Linked DNA regions of Homo sapiens: region 2 is linked to region 1. The links are chromatin contacts, found by Hi-C or POLR2A ChIA-PET in ENCODE. All regions are on one chromosome and are shown on one strand. Each heading gives the region's core, a stretch centred on a gene start or an enhancer-like site at or near the end of the contact. The rest is flanking DNA. Distances are from core to core; before and after follow the strand shown. Region 1 holds the start of F3 (coagulation factor III, tissue factor). Region 2 holds the start of ARHGAP29 (Rho GTPase activating protein 29).

What was found. A loop is a pair of places that touch in the nucleus more often than their neighbours do. ChIA-PET counts read pairs that join two places held with the same protein, here RNA polymerase II (POLR2A). Pooled maps may share reads with other maps.
Region 2: a loop to region 1 is called in a map of ascending aorta, with 3 times the contacts of the local background. The contact joins the promoter of ARHGAP29 here to the promoter of F3 in region 1. A Hi-C loop is called at or near these places in 1 of 168 maps with a recorded cell type or tissue (ascending aorta) and 6 of 50 pooled maps. POLR2A ChIA-PET finds 5 or more read pairs at or near these places in 2 of 52 experiments (MCF 10A and endothelial cell of umbilical vein).

Annotation. Positions count from the first base shown.
Region 1 is chr1:94,540,354-94,544,372 of GRCh38, forward strand. It overlaps F3 (coagulation factor III, tissue factor), which reads right to left and starts at 1,406. Exons shown (of 6, transcript NM_001993.5): 1 at 1,184-1,406; 2 at 1-15. The coding sequence starts at 1,283. LOC124904223 (a long non-coding RNA gene) reads left to right here and starts at 1,621. Exons shown (of 2, transcript XR_007066234.1): 1 at 1,621-4,019. It overlaps MIR12133 (microRNA 12133), which reads left to right and starts at 3,349; the gene lies at 3,349-3,426. RefSeq lists a silencer at 1,326-1,605.
Region 2 is chr1:94,234,652-94,238,984 of GRCh38, forward strand. It overlaps ARHGAP29 (Rho GTPase activating protein 29), which reads right to left and starts at 2,933. Exons shown (of 23, transcript NM_004815.4): 1 at 2,764-2,933. RefSeq lists silencers at 2,657-2,896, 2,907-3,136.

The DNA of each region.
Region 1 (4,019 bases), core at 156-2,655:
CAGTATTTGTAGTGCCTTTAAACAACAGAGAAACAGCTATTATTACATGCACTTCAGAGCACTCGAATGTATTGATGTATAAAACACCTTCCCACCTGACATCACCATAAACCTCACTTTTTATTTTTCAACCACAAAAGCTTCATTAGTGAATTATCAAGAGAAAAAGAATCTTCAAATTTTTTCTAGACCTAGAATTTCTTCATGACAAGATTCACCTTGTAATCCCAGGACACCGGCAAGGATCTTGACATTTTCGTTTGAAATTATTCATGGGCAAAGCCTTGTTATAACTTGACCGGGAAGAGCCCAGAGCCATCAGTGTGCCAGTCCAGGACTCAGCTCAGGAAGAGTCAGGTTCAGCCCGCCAGGAAGGGTTTTCAGTAAGTTATGGAAAAAGATAAATCCCACACGTGTGACAAGAGTTAGGACTGCATACAAATGAAAAAAGCCAAACTTCACTTTTTCCACTTTTATCTGAAATGTCGCTACACTGAAACTTCCACAGAGACCCACGGGGACGTGTGGCCTGTCACACCGTCGGCTGTATTGGATCAGGATTATTTCTTATGAAGGTCTGCTTTGCCAGTACGCAGCAGGTCCCAGTCTCTACGCCGTCCCGAACACCTCGTAGAAATACGGGGCATGCACAACGTTGTACCTGCTCCAATCTAAGCAGCAATCCAGCCCTTTTGGATTGCCTCTACCCAAACCTAGAACAAAGATGGCCAGGAAAAGACCAGGGACGCTCTTTATTAAGGGAAGATGCACATATAATGAAAGATAATATCCAAACCTCTGCACGCCAACACGTGCAGACGCAGGCACAAGTCCTATCATATTGAAGGTCGCAACTCACTGGGAAGCCCTTTCCCCAGAGTTAAAGCGGGAGCTAAAAGTCCGCTTATGCAACAACAGTCCAATTACTCGGACACCCCGAGCAAAACTCTCCAGCGGAAGGGGCAGCGGGGTCTGGGGCGCCAACTCCCTCCCTGCAACTCCCGCCGGCGCCCGACGGACTCGGTTCATTCAAGCCGGGCTGGGTGAGCGCAGCCGAGTCCCGTAGGCGCGGGGGACAACATGGGCGCCCCGGGGAACCAGGGCGAGCCCGCTGCCAGCCAGGACTGTCGCCTCCCTCCTGCGTGTGGCGCGCCCCGGGCTTCCAGGGGCTGGTGCCACTCACCTGAAGCGCCGGCCACCTGGGCGAAGACCCAGCCGAGCAGGAGCGTCCGAGCGACGGCGGTCTCGGGGCGCGGGACCCGGGGCCAGGCAGGGGTCTCCATGTCTACCAGTTGGCGGCGAGATCGAGCGGGTTCCGTGGCGCCCGTGGGGCTGGGGAGGTTGGGCTGAAGGCGCCCTGGGCCGGCCAGAGGGAGTGCGAGGGGGTGCGGGGAGCTCGCAGTCTTGGGGAGCCGGTGCCCCGCGCGCTATAAAGGGCCGGCGGCGCGCTCTCCCGCGCCTCTGCCCGCCCCCGGCGCCCGCCCCCGCCGCTCCTCCCGACTCCCCGCCCCCGGCCCGGGTCACTTGCCGTCGCGGTGGGCGGCCCCCGGCGAGTCCACACCCCTGCCCCGCCTCCTCCCGGTAGGAAACTCCGGGACCCTGCAAGGGATGACTCACCCCAGTGATTCAACCGCGCCACCGAGCGCGGAGCTGCCCTGGAGGACGCAGGCGGGTCTAGTTGCCCGGGTCCCCCAAGGCCCCCGGATTCACCCAGGCCCGCGACTCCGACGTGCAGCTTAGGTGGGTTGCAGGTCTATGGCAGGAAAGGGAGGGCGCCTTGGAAGAATTCTTCCCTTCCATTTGGTGATAAAGTGGGAGAGGCGGCATTTACAACATTTAATAGAAAGCACGGGCTCTGGGCTCCCCTCGGGCAGCGGAGGGCATTTCCCGGATGCTTTGCCCACCTGGGGCAGAAGCTCGGGACCTGCAGCGAAGTAAACGTGTGGCTGTGAGCAGGGCCCTCTCCCAGCCACGGTGGCTTCTTCTACCCCACGAAGGTCAAGAATACCTGGCCTGCCCACCTCGCGGGGCCCTTAGCGGGTCGCACAGGAGAAAGGCGGTGGGAATGCCGGTGTCAGCCACGGTGTGACCGGCTCGGCTCACAGGTCTGAGGGTCAGTTGGCTCAGGCATCGCCCGGTACGACCAGAGATAGTGACTGAGGAAGAGCAGCCTCACATCTGGCAGTTTGCCTCTGGGAGAATTCCAGCGTGACATCTGCAGCTCTGTGGTTCCAGAAAGGATGGTTCCCACATTGAAGAAGACATCTGTGGGACTGAGTTCCACCGAAATGCAGAGGAACCAAAAATGAAAATGAAAAATGTAACCAGAGTTGTGTGCCACTAGTTTTAAGCTTTGGTTTTTCTAAATTATTTTCTGGCTTCTCCTTCTGGGCTTTGCTGTAAACTTGCCAAGCATGAGAACAACTCTTCATCTATTGAGTGGCATTTTAAGCCATCCTGTCAAAGTATCTCCTGTCATTTTTATTATTATTACTCTATATTGCCTGCAAGACACGACTGGAGAATTCTTAGTGTAAGAATTGTTTGTTTCCTCTCTCCTTCTTTCCCACGTTTTCCCAGGGAAGTCAGTCTTGCATTTTAATGCATACTATATACATATCTCGTTTAGCTTACTGAACCACTTGTTTTAACAGAATAAAACTGTGCAAAATTTTAATTTTCCTCCTTTGCCTGAACTGAAATAGCACATCCAGGTTTAGCCCTTGTAGACTTTCCTTCCTCGAAGCAGAAAGTTGCCCTTGATGATTTCCTCTTTGAGCTCTCTGCCAGCTCTGAAACCCACAAAATTTATGTTTGCAAAACTAAGCCATGCAATCCTCTTTTTATGCAGGCTCTAGCCTGAGTCATTTTCCCTAAGAGATCTTCAGCTCCACCTGGGATGTGATTCTTTGCTCTCTGGGATTGAAGGTAGCTGAAGAGAAATAGTTACACTTCAGGTTTGTTACAAGACCCAAGAAATTGTTGCAATTCCACTTGGAGTCACTGACTTTTCTGAAATCATATAGGGCTTTAAACAATGTCAAGATCAGCCATTTGATAAGAAAAATGTTTACCATTGGATTGTGATACACAATGTGCCTTAAATATTGATAAATTAGATGAATATTTATTTTGTATATCCATTAAAATAGACAGGAAAGAGAAGATGTTGGGTGTTTGCACAGGCTTTTTAGTCAGTACGGAATGACATTCTTCAAGATTTAAAAATGCTAAAATCATTACTATTTTCAAGAAGAGGGAGGAAGAAAACGTGGTAAATAATATTTCATTGCGAAGTGTTTTTCCCTGACTGATCTAATTGTGGCCAGATCTACTTTTTGACGGTGCGAAGTGTACTTTTTAATGGTGCCAAACAGCAGTTGATCTATAATAACTGCTGCTTGGCACCATTAAAAAGTACATATCTAAAATTTCACTGTTGAAATTTGTTCACAAGAACAAATTGACTGTTAAAATTATTCCCTAACCTTAACACAATTTTTTTTACTCCTGTCAGTAAAGTCAAGCTTAGCAGTTAACAGTTCCCTCCTCCATGATCTATCTTGGAGGCTCTGAGAAGTTCAAAAAGTTACTAAACTATAACAATAATCTCTCTGGCTTGACCAGTCCCTTTCTCATTGGATTTTAGGATGTCAGAGGATGGGAGAACCTCACAGACATTCTTTTATGGATGAGAACCCTGTGGCCAGCTGATCTGAGTAAACTGGCTTGCCTAACCACACAGTGCAGATCTGGTCTTCTGACCCCGGGGGCTTTCCTTCCATCACCAGGCTTTCTCCTACTCCCAATGAAGGAAAGTAAGACTGGGTGGTAAATCCATCAAATGAATGATTAATTAATCCATCCATAAGCACTCAAAAATGTTCTGCATGTACACAAAGTGCAGAAAAGTGCAAAACTGCACAAAAACTGCACACAAAGTATAGAAAATACTTTGCAGTTTGGGGAACTCATTGTTCTTAGGCAGAAATATCCTGATGGTTAGTCCTTGAAATAGA
Region 2 (4,333 bases), core at 1,683-4,182, 300 kb before region 1:
GGGCAATTTTTGAGCATTATTATTATATCTAAGTCTTCCTTCCCATCAACAAAAACAAAACAAAAATTCAAAGTGTCTTTTTTGGGCAGCTCTTTTACAAATCACTAACCAAAATGCCTATTAGCCTAACCAAACATCACTCTTGCAGTTTACTTAATAACGTCATTCTGTTTAGTTATGACAGCTTTTAAACTTGGTAAATTAGAGAATTGGTCACTGTCACTGGTAAAGATGGTTACAAAAATTAAAGACATTAAAACAATTTACCTATTTTAGCAGAAATAATTTACTTTAAGTAACTACATGTAAAATAGTAACCCAAACTTTCAAAGTGTTTCAAAACTGCTGGAACATTTTTAGACAAGACTTAAAAAATCTGCAAAAAACAAACACAGCAACAACAACATCAAACACATGGCAAGGAGAAGAGGAACTCTTTTCCTCTTATAAAAAAGGATTATACCCTATCTCTAGCCAGCATTATAATGATTAATGTGCTGATTTTGTTATATATTACTACTTTTCATATTCCAGAGTAAAAAAAGGAAACATTACAATTGAAAAAACGTTTAAAATAACAAACTTAACCCAAGCTTTCATAAATGAACTATGATAATGAGAAGCTGGAACAATACACACTTTCCAAGATCATATACACTACTTTCTCATGCGCGAAAATGAATATTCTCTTGTTGGAAGTAACATAAAACTTAGTTACTAACAGACTGCAACTGGCAACTTAATTAGGTAATGACGCATGCAAAGTACTTAGCAGAGTGCCTGGTTCATCATAAAGATGAACCATAAAGAAAAGTCATTATTACTAGCAGTGCTTTATTGTGGGAAATTGTTTTTGAACAAGATGTGGCTTCACTACAATACATAAGTGGATTGTGAGCAAGAAATACAGGACTGGAAACAATTGTAGAAACTTAACTGACTCTGTGGAAACCTACTAAAAAGCTTCCAAGTGAAATTTGAACTGTGCAAATAGACTTGTGCAAAATATTTTTGACACACTAATTCTGGTGCATCTCTTTCAACTTCAAACCAACAATATTAAAAACATGTATTATCCACTTCTCAAAGAATTCTCTAGCAAGTAGAAAATTACCGTGCAAAACCACTTCCATTGTATGTTGTAAATCTAAGTGTTGTGTGCATTAGAAATGTAGACACAAACTTCCTATCCCCCACGACTGCAGGAGCCTGTGTCAATCAAATGTCCGCTGCCCCACGCATGCCCCCTGCCAAATGCACATTACGGCAGTAGTTTCATTTTAGGCTCTCTAATTGAAGTGTAAAACTGCCCCCAAACATCTATACTTACTATTTCCCATTCTACCATTTCTTCTTGAGGAAAAATTGCCAGATATTTCAGAAATCTGCTATTTCAGCACAATTTCAGATTTGGCAAGAATCTACTTTGAGATGCTAAAAAGATTAGATGAGCTCATCCTAAAACGATGATTAAATCTTTATGGTTTTAAAAAGCACTCTCCACAAAAACAGAATAGGGACATGTGAGAAAGAGTTTTATCAATACTATGCAAACAATTTTTAAAGGAAGGCATGCAATACACATGCACTTCATTTCTGTACAGTTTGAACCTAGCACGCTTTAAAAAGAGGAAGCTGCCCAGCATCCCACCCCTCCAGAATGTCTAGCATTCCTGGCAGGCAGTACTCTCCTTTGACCAGCCAAAACTACTCTTTGCCAAAGAGCAAGTTCCTCATCCAAGAATTTAAACAAAGAGGGAAGAATGGAGCAACCAAAATGGACAGCCGACGGTGGTAACGACGGACAAAAGATAAACTATAGACAAGAGATACAGTCACAGAGACAGATGGAGAGAAGGGAAGGAGAGCTCAGCTCCTGCCATTAGCAGGTAATATCCTGCCCTCCGAAAACATTTGGGGCCAATACCCTCTGAGAAAGTTTTAAAAAGATAAACATAGAGACAAGAGGCTCGTCAGTCACGAGGGTTCCACCTTGAAACGTCCAACTCCAGCTCACCCGCCCCCCAAAAAATTTTTTTTTTTAATTAAAACTGTCAAACCCCAAAACACGTCCACAATTGAACTGGGACAAACCTCTGAGACTGAGGAAAACTCTCAACGAAACCCAAAAAACACAGACCAGGAGAAAATGCACCACGGAAATCCTAAAATATCTCAGGAATGAGAGCCCAACTGGAGTGAGGGCTGCAGTCAGGGCAGGTGGGAGCGGGAATAGAATCCAGGCAAGAACACAGACCCATAGTGATCAGGAGCACGGATTCCGGAGCAAAAGCGCCTGGGTTTAGGTCCTGACGCTGCCAACCACTAGTCTGTGTGCTTGGGCAGGTTTTTAACCTCGGTTTCCCCGTGTGAACCGAGTCGAACAATCATGGAGTGTTCTGAACATTAAAAGAGTTAAAATGTGCAAAGGCTTCAGAACAGCAGGCGGACCCGTTGTACGCGCTGTGTGCTAACTTTAATTACGATCGTCACCGTCTGCTCCCGGCCACCGCTGGCGTCCTCCCCAGCTCGTCCGCGCCTCCCTCGCCGGGCGCGCCCCTAGCCCCGGCCGGACCCTTCCCGTGGACTCCAGTCCTGGCTCGAGGACACCCGTCCCTAGCGCAGCCTGCCACCGCTTCCACTCGGGGCCGCCCCGCGGGCCTCCCGGACCCTGGACGGCAATTCGCGGGCGCTCGCGCGGGCAACCCCAGCCCGGAGCCACGACCGCCGCGGCCGGAGCAAGCGCCACCTCCTCACACTCACCACGGCGCTCCATCTCGCGTGCCGGACGCGGACGCCCGCCCCACACCTACGGCCGCCGCCACCGCCGAGGGCTGGAGCTCGCTGCCCCCATCCCCCACGGCCTGCGGACGCCCGGCCAAATCTCAGCCGCAGCCGCAGCCGCAGCCACAGCCACAGGCACCACCACCACTGCAGCCGCCACCGCCCCTGCAGCTACCGCCACGGCCGCACCGCCCGCCCGCCAGCCCCGCCCCCTGGAGCCCAGCCCATTGGCCCGCGCTCCCGGGGGCGGGGCCGGCGACCGCGGCAGGTACGGGAGGCAACTAGCTCGCGCGCAGAACGCGACCGTCAGTTGCGCGCGGCCGGACGCTGTCCCAGCATCACGGGCTGCGTCGGCTGCCCTTTTGGCTTGCAGGGGACAGGCAGAGCGACTCAGAGAAAAGTCACCTGAGGACTAGATGCGGCTAATGGCCAGATGAGCAGCTACATTTCTTATGAGACACTTCTGTGGATCGCCTTTTTCCTCCCTCTTCCAGGGGTTAGGGCCTGGGGAAGGGCGCCACACGTCTGAATGAAGAATGAACTACCTCAAAACCAGCCATCTACTCTGCCCCTCTGCCCTCTATGGAGGGTAATAGTTTCCACTTAGGCCTATCTGTATTTTTTTTTTTTTTTTTTTTTTTTTTGGAGACGGAGTCTCGCTCTGTCGCCCAGACGAGTCTAATGGCGTGATCTCGGCTCACTGCAACCTCCGCCTCCCGGGCTCAATTGATTCTCCCACCTCAGCCACCTGAGTAGCTGCGATTATAGGCACCCATTACCACGCCAAGCTAATTTTAGTATTTTTAGTAGAGGCAGGGTTTCGCTATGTTGGCCAAGCTGGTCTCGAATTCCCGACCTCCCGACCTCAGGTGATCCACCCGCCTCAGCCTCCCAAAGTACTGGGATTACAAGCATGAGCCACTGTGCCCGGTCCTTTCTTTCTTAGCTGCACTTTCAAACTCACTTCATAATGAGAAGAAAAAAAAAAGTCTGAGAAAGATGGAATAATTATAGCAAGCAGGGCTAGAAAGCACATAGTCCCTATATCACACCACTCGCTGGAACAAGCGATGGCACTTACCTCAGTGCTGGAACATTCAGAAAGAACTCATAGAGAAACAGAGGAAAAAACACAGGGAGGGAGACTGTGGGTAGCGCTGGGGTCTGCGAGAAAAATGACCACACACGGGAGAAACAGAAAAAGACACAGGAGAATGTGCTGAGGAAAACTGGAAAGAAAATGAGGTGCAGACACAGGAAAAGGGAAGAAAACCAAGGAAGGCAGAAATAAGTGAAGGCAAAAAGAGAAAATAAGGAAGAAAAATAAAAGGAGAGACTACCCACTTAACAAACAGAAAAGTAAGTGAGCATGACAGAACCAAAAGTAGGGTAGCGGGGCAAGAGAAAAACTCATTGACAAAGAAAGAGAAGAGGGACATCTTACATAGACATATCTTTGAACCCTTACAGGAAAAACAATGCTAAGAAAATACAACAAATTTGGCTCCTCAGGTGCTACTTAGAAAAGATAAATAAGAAAACTCAGCTC